4 separate regions of the Homo sapiens genome follow, and all the other regions are linked to region 2. The links are chromatin contacts, found by Hi-C or POLR2A ChIA-PET in ENCODE. All regions are on one chromosome and are shown on one strand. Each heading gives the region's core, a stretch centred on a gene start or an enhancer-like site at or near the end of the contact. The rest is flanking DNA. Distances are from core to core; before and after follow the strand shown. Region 1 holds the start of MALINC1 (mitosis associated long intergenic non-coding RNA 1). Region 2 holds the start of DIAPH1 (diaphanous related formin 1). Region 3 holds the start of NR3C1 (nuclear receptor subfamily 3 group C member 1). Region 4 overlaps LINC01844 (long intergenic non-protein coding RNA 1844).

What was found. A loop is a pair of places that touch in the nucleus more often than their neighbours do. ChIA-PET counts read pairs that join two places held with the same protein, here RNA polymerase II (POLR2A). Pooled maps may share reads with other maps.
Region 1: a map of K562 shows a loop between it and region 2 (7-fold over the local background). The contact joins the promoter of MALINC1 here to the promoter of DIAPH1 in region 2. A Hi-C loop is called at or near these places in 2 of 168 maps with a recorded cell type or tissue (K562 and naive thymus-derived CD4-positive, alpha-beta T cell), 3 of 37 single-sample maps with no recorded cell type and 10 of 50 pooled maps.
Region 3: a loop to region 2 is called in a map of naive thymus-derived CD4-positive, alpha-beta T cell, with 4 times the contacts of the local background. The contact joins the promoter of NR3C1 here to the promoter of DIAPH1 in region 2. A Hi-C loop is called at or near these places in 1 of 168 maps with a recorded cell type or tissue (naive thymus-derived CD4-positive, alpha-beta T cell) and 8 of 50 pooled maps. POLR2A ChIA-PET finds 5 or more read pairs at or near these places in 2 of 52 experiments (GM10248 and activated naive CD4-positive, alpha-beta T cell).
Region 4: POLR2A ChIA-PET joins it to region 2 with 16 read pairs in PC-9. The contact joins the enhancer-like site here to the promoter of DIAPH1 in region 2. POLR2A ChIA-PET finds 5 or more read pairs at or near these places in 2 of 52 experiments (PC-9 and activated CD4-positive, alpha-beta T cell).

What each region holds. Positions count from the first base shown.
Region 1 is chr5:140,105,202-140,109,358 of GRCh38, reverse strand. It overlaps MALINC1 (mitosis associated long intergenic non-coding RNA 1), which reads left to right and starts at 1,347. Exons shown (of 4, transcript NR_102741.1): 1 at 1,347-1,950; 2 at 2,869-3,063; 3 at 3,597-3,772. LOC124900193 reads left to right here and starts at 90. Exons shown (of 4, transcript XM_047417990.1): 1 at 90-1,575; 2 at 2,898-3,063; 3 at 3,580-3,772. The coding sequence starts at 374. The coding sequence ends at 1,300. RefSeq lists enhancers at 536-1,037, 2,148-2,247 and silencers at 1,188-1,447, 1,458-1,517, 1,548-1,617.
Region 2 is chr5:141,616,635-141,620,312 of GRCh38, reverse strand. It overlaps DIAPH1 (diaphanous related formin 1), which reads left to right and starts at 1,313. Exons shown (of 28, transcript NM_005219.5): 1 at 1,313-1,515. The coding sequence starts at 1,399. RefSeq lists silencers at 959-1,618, 1,679-1,728, 1,539-1,735.
Region 3 is chr5:143,402,013-143,406,099 of GRCh38, reverse strand. It overlaps NR3C1 (nuclear receptor subfamily 3 group C member 1), which reads left to right and starts at 2,414. Exons shown (of 9, transcript NM_000176.3): 1 at 2,414-2,889. It overlaps LOC128966704, which reads left to right. Exons shown (of 2, transcript XM_054328421.1): 1 at 1-766; 2 at 1,184-1,434. The coding sequence starts at 459. The coding sequence ends at 1,214. RefSeq lists enhancers at 209-258, 1-745, 1,219-1,358, 1,399-1,468, 746-1,513 and 1 more and silencers at 1,519-2,788, 3,029-3,108, 3,319-3,418.
Region 4 is chr5:142,747,070-142,751,134 of GRCh38, reverse strand. All of the region lies in intron 1 of LINC01844 (long intergenic non-protein coding RNA 1844), which reads right to left. Among named protein-coding and RNA genes, the nearest start is that of LINC01844, 3.5 kb to the right of the region's middle. Within about 2 kb of position 1,619, at least 3 of the 41 ENCODE cell types and tissues checked have a DNase peak (open chromatin) inside an H3K27ac peak, as active enhancers do.

The DNA of each region.
Region 1 (4,157 bases), core at 98-2,597, 1.5 Mb after region 2:
TCCAATTTCCAAAGCCGCAATTCGCAAACGTCAGTTGGGCGGGGGCGGTGGGGGATCTTGAAGTAATCCAAAAATTTCCTTTCCCCTTTGACAGTCCACCAAAAGATGTCAAACCAAATCCAGCCTATTGTAAAGCTCTGGGACCTCCCTTCCAAGGACACCGAACACAAGCTTAGACACCGCTGCGAAAAGCTGTCCAAAAGCGCCTGGCCGGACAGAAATGTAAGGAGCCCAGGCCAAAACGAATTAGAACCCCCAACAGAGGGTCCCGCAGACACCGCGGAAAAGAAGGTGGCATTTATTCCGGGGTAGACAGCTACGAACCAGTTACCCCAGCCAGTCTCTGGGGGCTCTCCAACCCAAGTTCAGGTTTATGGCAGATATATTGGTTGGGTGCCTTCCCCTACAAACATCACAGCCCGCCTCCGGGGCCCACCGCCGCTCACAGAGAAGACCCCTCAGCTTCACATCCGTTCCTTTTGCCCTCGGACAAAGGCAGAGGAGCTGTGGAGCTGACCCAGCGCTGTGGGGCAGTAAAAATGCCTTGTTCGGGCCACCCATCTTTGGGCCCGGCTTCATCTGCGATGTCAGCACCAAAGGTTTTTTTTTTTTTTTTCCTGGTTTTGTTTTGTTTTTACAACGCATCCTGGGCGGGTGTATGCATTTGGTGGTAGTGGGGTGGGGGGAACCGAACAGAGGAGGGGTTGGCAGTGAAGCCTGGGTTATAGAACTCTCCTTCCTCTCCCTCCTTCCAGGGTTGCCGTGCAGGGAGTGTCAGCCACGTCTAGCGCACAGTCCCAGGCCCCAGGGCGAAGGCGGCCAGGGGAAATGGGGCTCAGGGATTGCTAAGCAAACGCATCACTGGTGGTCTCCAGCGCCTGCGGAGGTAGGATCGCCTCTTTTCTTAAGGGGCGTGTTATTTTGTTCTCTTTTGAAAGTAGGAGGGGGTTCATTCGTTTCTCGCTGCGGGGGGTGGGAGAGAACGTTGCTGCACCGCCTGGGTCTCCAAGAGGGAGGGTGCGGGGATGTCTGCAATGGTACTATAATTATTCCTGGGCTGAGAGAGCAAGTAAAGGGGACGGGGCGAGCGTCACCTGGAGCTGTGGCAGTGGCAGCAGGGAAGGTCGCGAGGGGCTTACCCGGGCGGGCGGGCGCTGTCCTGCCGCAGGTGAGGGAGGGCGCAGGCTGGCGGGAGGGAGGGCGCGCGCGAGACAGGCGCGAGGAAGGGGGGAGGGGAGGAGGGCGCGCGCGCGCACACCTGTCCTGGACAGCGGCGCTAGCCGAGCTGCGCCTCACTTAGGCTCTGCGGGCTGAGGAGGAAGGAGGGCGGGCTGGCGGGCGGGGGCGGGACGCCGAGGGGAGGAGGAGGAGGCGGCTCGGATGGCTGGCTCGGCTCTCGCTCGCTCTCCCTCCCATGGGCAAGTCCGGCTCACACCCTGCTTCTCCCGCTCACTCACAGCCCCCTTGGCTCTCCCTCCTCCTCCTCCTTCCCCTGCGGGATCCGCTCGCCGCCGCCGCCGCCGCCGCAGACGGCAAGTCGTGGCAGCCAGACGTCGGCGCGTAACCCGGCGCTCCGTGCGTGACTCCAGGCGACGTCAGCGCGCGCTCCGCGTTCCCCACCCCTCCTCCCAACTCCGTGGCTCGCGCCCTTCGCTCTCGCGTCCCTCCGTTTTAGCTGCCGCCGCGGCGGCCGCCGAGCGCGCTCTTTCCGCCCCCTTCTCGCGCGTGAGCGCGCCCTATCGGCTCCTGGCGCGTCAACATTCCGCGGGCCAGGCCTTGGGGCGCGTCTGAGGAGGGGGATGTCTGTGGCCTCTCCGCCCACACTTCCTCCACCCACCGCCCACAGCGCCCCAGAAGGACCTATTACTCGTTTGGCTTCTGAAGGCCGAAGCCAGGCTCTGGCGGGGATAGAACCCTGAAGGGCCTGCGCCAGCTCCAACTTAGGGCCCTGTGCGTCGTTGCGACTTCTGCTACCACCCTATCACGCGGCACCCCCGCCCCAACTCCGCCCGGGTCTCTGAAGAGGCAATAGGCCTTTCATCTCCGGGGAAAGTCTCACCTTGGCCCTCAGACACCCGCCAAGAGGGGTCGGAAGGACAGAATTAGCATAGAGAAGAGTGGCTAGAGCACTTTTCAGGCTCTGGCCCCAGGAATCCTTGACAGGAAGCGTGGGGTTGCTGCCCAGCCTCCCACGCAGTGTAATATGTTGAAGCCGGGCCCCTTTGAGGGAATGCGACTTCCTTGGGCCGAGGGGGAAAGGGTAAAAGTTAATTTTCATAAAATGCTATGCAAGGGCTAAATGTGAAATTATAAAATGTCCTTTAAGACAGTCTTCTTGAAATCGTATCAAGTTTGACAAGATTTTTGGTGCACGGTAACGCTTTTGCTCGCTTTCTACGCTGTCACGTCTCCATCCTGCAACACTGAATACGTAGATGGAACGTGGATCAGCTAATAACTGCAGCAAAATAAAAACTGCATTTATCATCTTTATCATTATTTAAATAGACCTCCGAGAAGTCAAACTGTGATTTAGGAAAACTTAATCATTGCCTCAACCTATTTAACTATTTTGTTTTGAAGTTACTTTGCAAATATACCACAAAATCCCTCTTTGTTAGGCAGTGGTAGACTTTTAAACTCACTTGTTAGAGAATCTTTCCCAGAAGCATATCTAGTTGAGCCTGCGAGGCAAGTAGGACTAAGGTATAATTACTCCCATTTTACAGATGAAAATTTAGTTATCAAAATGTAAGTCAGTTGTTCAGCATTGTGAGGAGTCTATCACTGATAAAGGGAAAACTCTAAGGTCTATTATTGCCTGCTTTATTCACTAAACCAGAAATCTCTCAATTGTTTTTTTCCAAGTATCTTTTGCTGCCTCTTACGTATTGTAGGCAGTGCCTGATGGCTGAGAAGAATCGCAGAGGACTAGAAAAGGTTTGAGTCTGAAATTATCTGGCACAGAGGATTAAAGCTCAGAAATAAGTGATTGCGAAACAGTTCAACTTCCCTGTTAATGACAACAACAACAGCAACACGCTTATTAATTCCTAGCTGGAGGTGAGAAAATGAGACTGGCTTAAGGGTGATGGGTCATTTCCTTTGAATTGCTTCTTTATATTCACCTCATCTTTAGGTGGCAGCACTACTATATAAATATCCTTCGAAGTACAGTCTTCTGCATCTTAATATCCTAAAGGATATTCTGTCCTAAATGTTTCCAACTGTATTGTGGAGATTAGAAACTGGTGATTTAATGATCTAAAATCATAGCTGAGAATTAGAAAACTTGGAGGTTCTAGAGGAGGAAAAACAAAGGCTATCAGACACATTAATAAAATACATGGAGCTACGGAGGGAAAACATTAGAAAGTTTCAAGAAAAAAGTTTTTTAGGTGTATGAGGAGCAAGTAGCATCTCTTTAAACCTTGTCTTTTATTGAAACATAGGACAAGATAACCTTCCAAAGCAAACCATCCTTTCTCAGTACTGCATATTTATCAAGCATTTACAGGTTCGAAGTTGCTAGTTATATAGTTGCTTGTACTCAACTGTAATTTAAAAATTCCGATGCAGTTTTTCCTAATTAACAGCATCAAGCTTATGAAGATTTCCAAGACTTTATTGTTGACCCTTGTTGAAGAGAACTCTACTTGGCTTCTTTCCTGGCTTTCCTAAATTGTTCACATACAAGATAAACTACCGTCATTCAGACTTACAGAAGTGAGAAGACAAGCTGAACCAAATGTAAAATGGTAGCAATTTACAGGTAATTCTGTATCTTAATTTCTCCCACATTTTTAGGGTAAAAAATTGTGATATATGGGGGTTATTTGGATCAAGTGTTTTCTAAGTAGAACTTTGTCATAATTAATTTTATGTATTTATAGTAGTTCTCCCTGTGTCCCTTTATCCAAGCAACACAATACAATTGAATTTATATGCATTTCAAAATAGACTCCATTTGATTTACCGTGTAAATACAACCACCAAGGAATATAGAGGTATGACAATCAGGAGTGAGAAATAAAAGCATTTCTGGATAGAGGATGAAGTGTTAATAGTCTTTCTTTATGGCGTCTTCCATCTATCTCAAGTCAAACTTGGAGGAGGAGTCTCAAGCAAATTGGTAGTACTCAAACTCTGCAGTATTA
Region 2 (3,678 bases), core at 64-2,563:
AAAATGTCTGGAAAGCTCAGCACTAAGTCAAGTTTGAAGTATGGGATGGACAGCTCTATGTAACATTCTATCCGATCACCATCAGAAGGTCTGGACCACAAGAGAGATGAATGCCAAATTTAGGAGCCAGCCAGCTTGGCAGAGTCCCTGGTATATCTCAGGCCCTTGACTAGGTACTGGGGCTCTAGAGTAAGTAAGTCACTGACTCTGCCCTTCAGGAACTTATGCTTGAAATCTTGCTAGCTGTGGTCAAGAATATTCAGTCCATATTGTGAAGGCCGACTGGTAGCCACGTAACTGTCACACAAGGGACAGATGTAGCTGGGAGAATGGATGAAATTGCTTAGGGAGAAAGTCATGCTAGAAGAGCAAAGAATATACTCTTGGAGAATACTCATTCTTTTCACTCATGTTTGGTTTATGTCAGTGGGGAATCCTGGTTAAACATAGGGTTTGGCAGCAAATCAGACTAAGCTGGGTTTAAATTTTATATCAATTATGCGTTCTTGGGCAAGTCACTTCAACTCTCAAAAGTCCAAATTTACTATTTATAAAATGGTGAGGCTAGCAGAATCTATCACATGGGACTGTGGGGACTTAGAAAAATACATGTAGAGTGTTTGCCTAGTGCCTAGCAGAGAGCAAAGGGCATGGTTAAGTGGTAACTGTTATTGCTGTTTAGGCACATGTTGGCAATAATTAGTTTGTCCTGATTAGAAACAATTAGATGGTACCTAACCTGGAATTCGAACTAGGAAATTAAACTCCAGAGCGAGTCTGGTTTAGTCTAGTGCTTGCCCTGGACCGAGCTCTGTTCTTGCTACCTTGCTTTCAAAACATGGTGGCTATCACTATAATTTTTTTCATGTGTTCCATGGGTATTGCACACATTGAAAACTGCATTCTCTTGGAAAACCTGTCACTAATTTTCTGCCAGGATAATGGTCTCACGCGATTTTTGGTCTGGGATGTGAGAGGGTCCAGGCTGTCAGGCTGTACAGCCACGTGGGCGCTGCGTGGGAGCCAGAGGCCTGCGCTGCTCCAACCGCCAGGGGGCGGTGCTCTCCGCCGCGGCCGCGGAGAGCTGCACCGCCCACTCACCACCCCCCCCCACGTGGGTCCGAATGGTTAGGTCCGCTGGGCAGGTAGCGCGCTTCCGCGGCTTCCCTCCGCCCCTCTCCCTTCCCCCATTGGTAGGGGCTGCGGGTCCGGGCGGAAGTGGGGCAGGCGGGCGGGAGCGAGGCGTCGTCGTTGTATATTCATGAGGCGCGCGCAGCCCGGCATGCTAATGAGGCGGGGCGCGGCGGCTGGCTAAAGAGCGACTGGGCGGCGGCGGGCGCGGAGCTGCCAGGCGGGAGCGGCGTAGGCGCGGGGTCGCCGGCCAGCGTGAACCGGGACATGGAGCCGCCCGGCGGGAGCCTGGGGCCCGGCCGCGGGACCCGGGACAAGAAGAAGGGCCGGAGCCCAGATGAGCTGCCCTCGGCGGGCGGCGACGGCGGCAAATCTAAGAAATTTGTGAGTGTCCCTCCCATCCCGCTCCTGCCTGGCCCCGTAACCGCCCTCTGGACCCCTGCAGCCGGCCCCTGGGGCGCCTGCCCGGCTTTGGGGAGCCGCCCCCGCGCCTTCCTTCCTCGTTTCGCTCGGTCCGCAGCTCTGCAGCCCGACATCCTCTCCCTTCGGGACCTCGGGAAGCCCCGGAATCCCACCCGGCTCTTGCCCCGGCCACCTCGGGGCTTCCCTCGTTCCCCAGCCCTTACATTCTGCCCTCCCGCCCGCATATCCCCGGCCGGCTCTCAGCCCCGTCTCTCCCCTCTCAGCCTCACTTCCTTTCTTCTTCCTCCAGTACCCGAACACGCCTCCTCTTTTTTGGTCCCCTCTTCTGGGTCCATTTTCTCTTCTTAACCTTACACCTTTTTTGGTATTCTCGTATTTCCTTCTCCTAAAGGTCACTTCCTTCTCCATGATTCATCCTTTTTACCTGCTAACTTTCCTCCCGCCCAGTCCCCCGTGGGCCCTCCGCCCGGTGTCACTTGATAATCCTTCCCCTGAGGAATGTTACCTGACTTGAGCCCTACCCCCAACTCCTTCTTTGGACGTTTGTCCTTGCGATTACAGGAATGGGCTCCTGCCCAGGTCCTATGGTCACTGGGGCATGACGTTTATTTGTTTACCAGTATTCCTCTCTCCAGAGAACCTCTCTCTTTGCCCTGTTGCTTATCACTTTTCAGAGGATTAGAACTCTCATGATTGTGCCCTTCTTGACCTAGGATGGTGATAAACCTCTCCTGTGGGAAGAAAGTTGGACTGCGAGTTCAAGAAGTTTGTAATTGAATTGTTTTTTATACATTTCCCATGATAACCGTCTCCTCTACTCCTTTTCTACTGCCTCTTGTGCCCCAAGGCGACTATCGGCTTCCCTTTGCGTGCCTGTAGAAGAGTAAGCTTTCCTCAAGTGCCAGTTACTTTCAATCCGAGTGAAGGAATAGTGATATACATGTAACCCTATCATATTTCATTACCTTTTGCCCACACCAACGCCTCTCTCCAGGGAGCCGTTTGGTTGCTTTTTTGCTATAAAAGCTTTGTAAGATACGGGGCACTGTCCAGGAGAGGAAAAGTCTTGGATATTGATGATCATTATAATAGCTAGTTATAACTGTAGCTCTTTTGTCTTCTCTTCCAGGTATTTATGCCCTTACACTAGTGTATCTTTCTACTAAACAAATGGCTTGTAACTCTTAGTCCCACCTCCCAACATTTTGACCCAGCTCCACAAATTTGGGAAGAAAACTGATAAAGCGATGGAAACAGGAAGAAAATGTTGTTTTATGACCTAGAGGGTTGAGATGTTAACCCTGGAGGGTTAGATGTTTAATTCTAAATAGAATTAAAATAGTGACTCATCTCTTCCTATTTCTAGCAAGACCAAGTGCTCCTGGACTGCCCTTTCCAGTGATATCTGAGATGTCAGTAACCATCTGTTTTTATCTGGTGAACATCTTTTTTTCCCCCCCTAGAAATATAAGGTTAAGGGTATTGACACCCCCTCCTTCTTTGGTGACTAAAGCAGCATTTTTGTATGTTTCTTTAGGATAAGAATTGACCCCTCCCCCCCGTTAGCTTTCCTTCCAAAACTTAAGTTCTAGGGCTCATATTCCTTCTATTTCTGTATCTTTTTGTTTTGATTTTATTTCCATGAGTACTGTTTGACCTTCCTCACCCAAATTCCAGCTATTGCTGCTGACTTGTGGTGACCTCAGTGACTTGTTTTCATGTCTTGAGTAGAATTTTATATGTACTCTATTTTATCTAACAATTATTTCACGAACTTGTGAAGTCTACTATGTGTGTGGTACTGTAAGGTGAGAAACCTGAGGAAGCTCAACCCCTTTTCACCTGTCTTTTGGAATGTCCATGAAGTCTTCTATATGTTTAATGGATTTGGCTCAGGGTTGTAGGTATTTGCTTTAGAGAGGATGGAGCTGAACCAAGTTCTCTTTTCTTTCTGCGGTGTTAGTCTTAACCCTTAATCTGCTGAATTTTTAAAACTAAATAGCTCAGGTAATGAGGAAAATTGCATTAGTAGCTACGGAATTGGAAGGTTTCTAGGAAAGTAGTGCTGCTTAACCCTTTTATTGCCAAATGTAACCTATCTCAAGGCATCAGAATATTCTTTCT
Region 3 (4,087 bases), core at 1,165-3,664, 1.8 Mb before region 2:
CATGTATATATAAATAGAATTCTTAATCATTTTAAGCAGTGTACAAGGATAATTATTAGCATGGGCTATTTAACTCACTTTTAAAACGTGTAAAACATTATTGTAGGGTTGGGTCTTGATTTGTTTCCCATGAAACTGTTGGTAGTTTAGGGGCCAAATTAACGAAAGACATCTCATTCTAGTGCTTGAGGCTCAGAAATTGGAAAAACGGGCAACTAGGTCAAGCAGTGTTCTCATAGCCTCACAGATGAGCATCCAAAGCAAGGGCCTCCTTCTAGTTGACTTGTGCCAAGGGACAGGAGAAGCGGAGTCTGCCTTCTGGGTCCAGAAGGGGGTTTTGTTAACATGGAGTTGCTCAGCGCCCTTCATAAAAATTCTTCTGGCTGAGGGTTCTACGTTGGCATACGGTTGGTTCCCTCTTCTTTTCCGAGGTGGCGAGTATCTCTTCCTTTGCCAAGATGGCGGCTCCAGAATCCTCTGGAGGCGGCCCCCGTAGATCGTCTCCGGACAAGAGGCTTGCTGAAAGCCTACTTCTTTCCTTTCACATCAGACAATGCACAGGGAACCGTTTACCCTTGAGAACCAAGGAAGGACGGCTTAGGCTACCCGCGATCGCGAACCTTTGCCAAGATGGTGGCCGCGGGGACGGGCTGGCGACACTGTACCCTACCAAGATGGCGGCGGGCGGCTTCCGGGACGCGCTTCCCCAATCGTCTTCAAGATGTCAGAGCAGGGGGAGCCGCCGTCAGTCTGAGCGCGGCGGGAGGTGAGAGAGTGGCTGTGGCCGAGCGCCCGAGCAGGATTAGGTGGAGCTGCGGCAGCCCCCGCCCGTGTCAGGAGCTGGCAAGCGATGTCACCTGTGGGGGCGCAAAAGTTACCTCCCCAAACCCTAAACCCACACAGCACAACCTTTCCCAGAGTCACAAAAATCATAATCTGTGCCGCACAAGGTAGGAGGCTCGGTCCCGGCATCGTCCAAGCCTTCCCGACGCGGCGAGCTGGGGAAGGGAGCTGGGGCGGGGGCTTCCCGCACGGGCACCCCTCGCCCCACGGCCCTCTCCTTTCTCAGGACGGACCACGAGTTCCCTTCCCCTTGGACTGAGGGGGAAGCTCCTAACAGGAACATCTGTAGGGAGTTGAACGCTGGCATTTTAAAGCTGCCTGTATTTTGTTTTATTTGTAGGGGCAGGGGTCCTATGAACGTGATAGGGTGAGCAACGCACAGAGTCGAGGGCAGCAAATGTCAAGATTCGGGGGTGGGGCCTGCACCGGGAACTTGGACGCGGGCCCTGGCCGGGGTGGAAGAAGAGGTCAGGAGTTTCGGAAGGGGGGCTATATTTCGCCAGCAACTTACTATTTCGCCTGCAACTTGCTTTTAAGCCTGCCGCCCCCTGCTTTCCTTAATCATAATAATAAAAAAAAAGTGCAAAGAAATCCAGCTCGCTGGAGGTTTTGCATTTGGCGTGCAACTTCCTTCGAGTGTGAGCACATTGGGCGGGAGGGGTGGGGGTTGAACTTGGCAGGCGGCGCCTCCTTCTGCCGCCGCCGCCGCCTCGCAGACTCGGGGAAGAGGGTGGGGGACGGTCGGGGCGCGGGGGAGGGTGGGTTCTGCTTTGCAACTTCTCTCCCAGTGCGAGAGCGCGGCGGCGGCAGCTGAAGACCCGGCCGCCCAGATGATGCGGTGGTGGGGGACCTGCCGGCACGCGACTCCCCCCGGGCCCAAAGTACGTATGCGCCGACCCCCGCTATCCCGTCCCTTCCCTGAAGCCTCCCCAGAGGGCGTGTCAGGCCGCCCGGCCCCGAGCGCGGCCGAGACGCTGCGGCACCGTTTCCGTGCAACCCCGTAGCCCCTTTCGAAGTGACACACTTCACGCAACTCGGCCCGGCGGCGGCGGCGCGGGCCACTCACGCAGCTCAGCCGCGGGAGGCGCCCCGGCTCTTGTGGCCCGCCCGCTGTCACCCGCAGGGGCACTGGCGGCGCTTGCCGCCAAGGGGCAGAGCGAGCTCCCGAGTGGGTCTGGAGCCGCGGAGCTGGGCGGGGGCGGGAAGGAGGTAGCGAGAAAAGAAACTGGAGAAACTCGGTGGCCCTCTTAACGCCGCCCCAGAGAGACCAGGTCGGCCCCCGCCGCTGCCGCCGCCACCCTTTTTCCTGGGGAGTTGGGGGCGGGGGGCGAAGCGCGGCGCACCGGGCGGGGCGGCCACGCCAGGGGACGCGGGCGTGCAGGCGCCGTCGGGGCCGGGGTGGCGGGGCCCGCGCGGAGGGCGTGGGGGCAGGGACCGCGGGCGCCCCTGCAGTTGCCAAGCGTCACCAACAGGTTGCATCGTTCCCCGCGGCCGCCGCGCGGCCCCTCGGGCGGGGAGCGGCCGGGGGTGGAGTGGGAGCGCGTGTGTGCGAGTGTGTGCGCGCCGTGGCGCCGCCTCCACCCGCTCCCCGCTCGGTCCCGCTCGCTCGCCCAGGCCGGGCTGCCCTTTCGCGTGTCCGCGCTCTCTTCCCTCCGCCGCCGCCTCCTCCATTTTGCGAGCTCGTGTCTGTGACGGGAGCCCGAGTCACCGCCTGCCCGTCGGGGACGGATTCTGTGGGTGGAAGGAGACGCCGCAGCCGGAGCGGCCGAAGCAGCTGGGACCGGGACGGGGCACGCGCGCCCGGAACCTCGACCCGCGGAGCCCGGCGCGGGGCGGAGGGCTGGCTTGTCAGCTGGGCAATGGGAGACTTTCTTAAATAGGGGCTCTCCCCCCACCCATGGAGAAAGGGGCGGCTGTTTACTTCCTTTTTTTAGAAAAAAAAAATATATTTCCCTCCTGCTCCTTCTGCGTTCACAAGCTAAGTTGTTTATCTCGGCTGCGGCGGGAACTGCGGACGGTGGCGGGCGAGCGGCTCCTCTGCCAGAGGTAAGAAGCGAGGCGGGAGGGGGCCGGGGCGCGCTCGCTCCCCCGAGGTGCCGCTGGGACCGGAGACAACTCGGGGGCCGCCGCGGGAGCCTACAAACTTTTATTAGCCTCGGGGAGTGGGGGTGGGGGGCTGGCAAGGGCCGGGCGACGGTGACGAAAGGGCAGCGCGCGGGTGACAGCGCTGGCCTCTTCCTCTCCCTCCGCAGGCGTCCCCTGGCCGGGCCGAGGGGGAGGAACCTGACCTCGGACGGCGAGCGGAGCCCTGTCGAACTGCCGGGGGCTTCGAGCCTCTCATTCCTCGCGGGAATCCTGGCCTCTTTTCTCCCCCTAGTGTCCCCTTTCCCTCCAAGGGGGTCGCCCGACACCCGTTTTCGTGGTGAACGCTAAGCCGCGTCTGAATTTTACTCGCCCGAATATTTGCACGCCACCCCGGCGCGCCCGAGCGCGAGCCCGGGCTCCGGGGAGGCCCCGGCGGCGCCTGGCTTGAGGAGGGCGTGCGGGGCGCGTGAGGGTGCACACGCGGGGGGCTGACAGCCCGCAACTTGGAGACTGCGGCCGGGGCCGGCGTTATCTGTTAGAAGTGGGCGTGTCGGAGAGAGAACTCAACAGGTCTGGACGTACTTCTCTTTTAACCTCGCACTTTTTTCTCTTCTCCACCCCCGCCCCGCAAGGGCTTGCTCTTTAGCGTTTGTTGTTAATTCGCGCCTGAGGTTTCTAAGTGGCCCCTTTTAGAAAAAGACCCCCTGTAACCGTAATGGTTTTGTGCTGCGATTTTTACAAGTGCTAGTTTGACGTTTGGGGTTGCAGACTTGATAATTGCAACCTTGTAATACCACTTAAGACCCTCTGGCATGGTTCATTAGGGCCAATTAATGTGGCTGGGTTATTTGCAACTTAAACTGGGGGATAATGTCGCTTGAGGGAGCGTTTTCGTTTTAGGAAATATTGTTTTGGTTTCGGGTTTGAAGGCAGCTGTCAAAAAAGCGGCATGGAAATTCATTGGGCTCCATTCGATACCTCGTGTTTAGAGATCGTTATCGCCTCAGATAAACGGGGCAGAGAGGTGGGGAGATAAGCAGTTTACCCTCAAGATTTGTAGTGGCAAGTCCACACCCCTCTCTCTACCTTCATATTCACTTTTCAGTGAGGGCCAGTGACATTTATGCTGCCTAACGTCATCGCATAGGAAAAGTTACCT
Region 4 (4,065 bases), core at 370-2,869, 1.1 Mb before region 2:
ACATAATAAGAAGCTCAGGGTACAGCAAGGGCCATCTAGAATACTGCTTTTATTTATGCATATTGCTACCGCTTTTATGCAATTTCCTTGGCGCTACTTTTCGCTTTGGTTGGTTTAATTGTTAGACCGATAGCAAGATGACTTTAGCAGTCCTGGGAGTCAGATTCAAACCTGACAACGTCCAGAGAGAGAAGACTATTTTTAAGAAAAAGAAAATGTAGGCTAATCAGGATCTACCTTGGAATTGGGAATTGGGTCACCTCCCCTGAGTCACTGGGGAAGGGATGGACACCTGATCATAATTAAGTTCTATTAGAAAGGAAGTAGGTGAGCGGATATTGGGTCAACAATGCACTTGTCCAAAGTATCTTTCTTCCTTCCATCATTCATTCATTCATCTATTCATTCATCCAGAATAGTTTAGGTTTAATCATATGAATATGCTTTTTTGTAAATCAAAAGTAGTCAAATAACCATAATTTGAAAAGGTTAAGCAACGTTTATCAAGCCTGTATGACAGTGGGAGGCATGGAGCTAGATGTTAGGACTATTAACACCTAAATTAATAGCAATTAAAGGTGCTAAGTTCAAGAAAGGGAAAGAACAGGACCAGCTATATAATCTGCAGAACCCAGTGAAAAATGAAAATGGAGGACCCCTGGTTCAAAAAGTATTAAGAACTTCAGGATGGTGACAGCAGAGCATTAAACCAAGCATGGAGTCCTTCTAAGTGCAGAATGACTGTACATATTGCATGTCCATGAATCTGGCTCTGGGAAAGACCAGATGACCACAGAAAGAACAGCAAGGACCCTAGTTTAGATTGAGCTGGGGGAAGAGGGTGTTAGGAAGGCCTCTCTGAGGAGGTAATATTTAAACAAGGACCTGAAGGGTGGATAGGAGTACCCAGGTAAAGAGTTGAGGAATGCAGCTTCCTAGAAGAAGAATAGCACTCTCCCATCTTCTCCATCCTCCAGGTTGGTTAAGAGACTTAGCATTAGCCTGTCTTCATCAGCTGTGAGGAAACAAGATAAAGGTAACAGATCTTTTCCTGTTTGTGCCAGCTCAGGCCTATTTCCCAACCCTTTTTTGTATTCTAGATCTTGGCACTTGGGTACACTACCCGTATAATCTGATCCTCCCCCTTTAATACTGTAGATAGTCAGGACTACCCAAGAGGGGTCCCAGCCTTGCTCCTTGCTCAATGCTTAATATGCTCAATGCTTAGTATGCTCAACGGTAGATGCTTTCTAGGAAACAGCCTAACCTGCCTGATCCACTTGGTGCAGGCTTGTCACAAATAGGGAAAGACCTCTCCCTGTCCTCACATTCCCTCAAACCTCAAACCATGAAATCAGCTAACACAAATTGGACCTCAAAAAATGTTGTCAACAAACCCAAACCTTTCCCCTAAAATTACTAAATTCATCCATTTTGCATTGCTATAAAGGAATACCCAAGACTGGGTACTTTATAAAGAAAAGTATATTTGGCTCATGGTTCTGCAGGCTGTACAAAAAGCATGGCACCAGCATTTGTTTCTGGTCAGGACTTTAGGAAGCTTTTACTCATGGAGGAAGGTGAAAGGAGAGAAGATGAGTCATATGGTGAGAGAGGAAGCAGGCGAGATGGAGGAGAGGCGCCAGGCTTTTTAAACAACCAGCTCTCGCATGAACTAATAGAGTAAGAACTCACTCATTATGGCAAGGAGGGCACCAAGCCATTCATGAGAGATTTGCCTCTGTGACCCAAACACTTCCCACTAGGCCCTACTTCCAACATTGGGGGATCACATTTCAACATGAGATTTGGTGGGGACAAATATTCAAACTGTATCATACCTTATCCCATTTTTATTTCTGCAATGTTCTTTTCCTATATCAGATCCTATGGAAATTTGATGATGTAGTGGGCCTCCAAGTTGGTTGTAAGCAGAATCACACAAGAAGCTTATTAAAAATACAGATGCCCCAGCCCTATGCCAAACCTAGCTTCTCTATTTTTAGCAAGCTCCACAGGTAATTCTGATGCACTGCCAAGTCTCTGAACCACTGCTTTAGCCAACTGGATGGAATAAGGGAAATTCCCATTTGGCTGGTAGGAGTCAGAACATTTCCTTTCTGCCACTACCTGTGGCTCCTGGGCAAACTACTTTAATTCAGTTCCTCAGTTGTCCCTTTAAGTAAAGTGATGATTCCTCCATGATATCTCTGCCCTAGAAGCTTGCGTAGTATGAAAGTATTGATATCTTCCCATGATCTAGTCCCACTTTGGGTGGCCAAGCCTCAGTTTCCTCAAGGAACTACCTGCCCCTCACTGACTGGAGGAAGGCTTTGTAGGACTGTCAATCAAGGTGCTCTGCTGCCCTCTGGCTGCCCCCTGGGCCCAAGACCCAAGTTTGGCCAACCAGATTTTCTCTCCCAGGAAATTAAATACTGAGAGAGCTGAAGCAGAGACAAAATAAATGAAGTTGATTCATCTGGTACGGGTGACCCCAAAAATCTGTTAGTTTCTGCTTCCTAAGCTGTTGCCCTGGTTCTTGTGCTCTCAGAAACCTGGTTTTTCAGCCTTTCCCTCAGATCTGTAAGCAACCCTGATAGCCTTGGAATAAATTGTTTCTTTTGCCTAAGTGAGCCAGAGTTAGTTCTGTTGCTTGCCACCAAAGAATTCTAACTGATTCTCACAATCAAGATCTTTGATAGAGTGTTGTATATAATAATGATGTCATAGCTTCCATTCTTATAAAGCCATTGTGAATGATTCTCTTGTAGCTAAAGTGACCGTTCTATAGAAGGTCAAAAGTTTGTTTTAATAATGACATCTTTGTTCCAGTAATTCCAGACAGTGAAAATTTCTCAATAGTGTAAGAGGTTATTCACTGTCCTGCTGAAATATCTTAAGTGGAAACAGGCCTTGGGTAAATACTCTTCCTCTAAACAAAGCTTATTGTTCTGGACCCAGGGAAGGAAAGGACAAGAGAAAAAAGAAAAAGGAAAAAAGTTTGGGCTCAGTTTAAACCAGCTCCCATTCAGCTATATCTGCCCTTTACATACAAATTTAATAAAAAGTTGACTCTTTATGTATTTTTTTAAAGGCTGGAAATTGCATCCGAATACACATTTTAAGGGGTGACTTGCAGAGAAAATAGCTTCAGTGATTGAACCCTTTTCTCTCATCAGCCTATATTTTATTTCTACCCCCATCTCATTGTTACAGTTTTTACTCTTTCTTATTGTTACTGACATCCTCACTATTTCTCACCTTTATTGGCTGTGTTAACAGTTATGAGCACTTGCTGTGAACCAGGCACGATGATAGATGTTTGACACGTATTACCTCATTTAATCCTTACAGTGCCCTTCAAAGCCAGTATTATTATTCCCATTTTACAGAGGGGAAACTTGAAGCTCAGTGAGGTTAAGTAATAGGGCTAATGTGCAACATGACCAATCACTTACCTGTGTGTCCCTATCTGTCCCCAAGTCTTCCTTACACTGTGACCCATTGCCTTAAATTGAAAGTACCTGCTTAGTCCAAGGCATCACTGGAAAGAATATTAAATGTGGCATTGTAGCTCAAAAAAAAAAAGACAACTGAACTCATTGCCCATGTCATGTTCTATATTCCTGACTAGACTATAAGCTCCTTAAGGGCAAACACTATGTTCTGTCTACCACAATATTACCAGCACATGCCTAGCACAGAGGAGGTTCTCAAAAAATGCTTATAGAATCAGTGAATATCCTATAGGGTCCTCAGAATAAGGGACCATCACAAGGTTAGGAGAAAATGTCAAGAAATCCCTTTCTGGGAAACAGAAATTCCAGGTTACCCCTAGTGAATTCAACCAACTTTGAAGTTTGGCCAAGCCTTTAAATAGCATTGCATGATTTCAAATTTGGAATCCTGGGCAGCAATTTCCCTTCCTGAAGAGCTGTTGCATGTTCTATGCATAGTCATGCTTTGGCTTGAGTTTATGAGGAACAGAAGTTTCAAAAAATCTGACTGAGAAGTATAAGCTAAAAGGCTCAAGTACCAGTTATACTTTTCCCAGGGCCAGTAAGC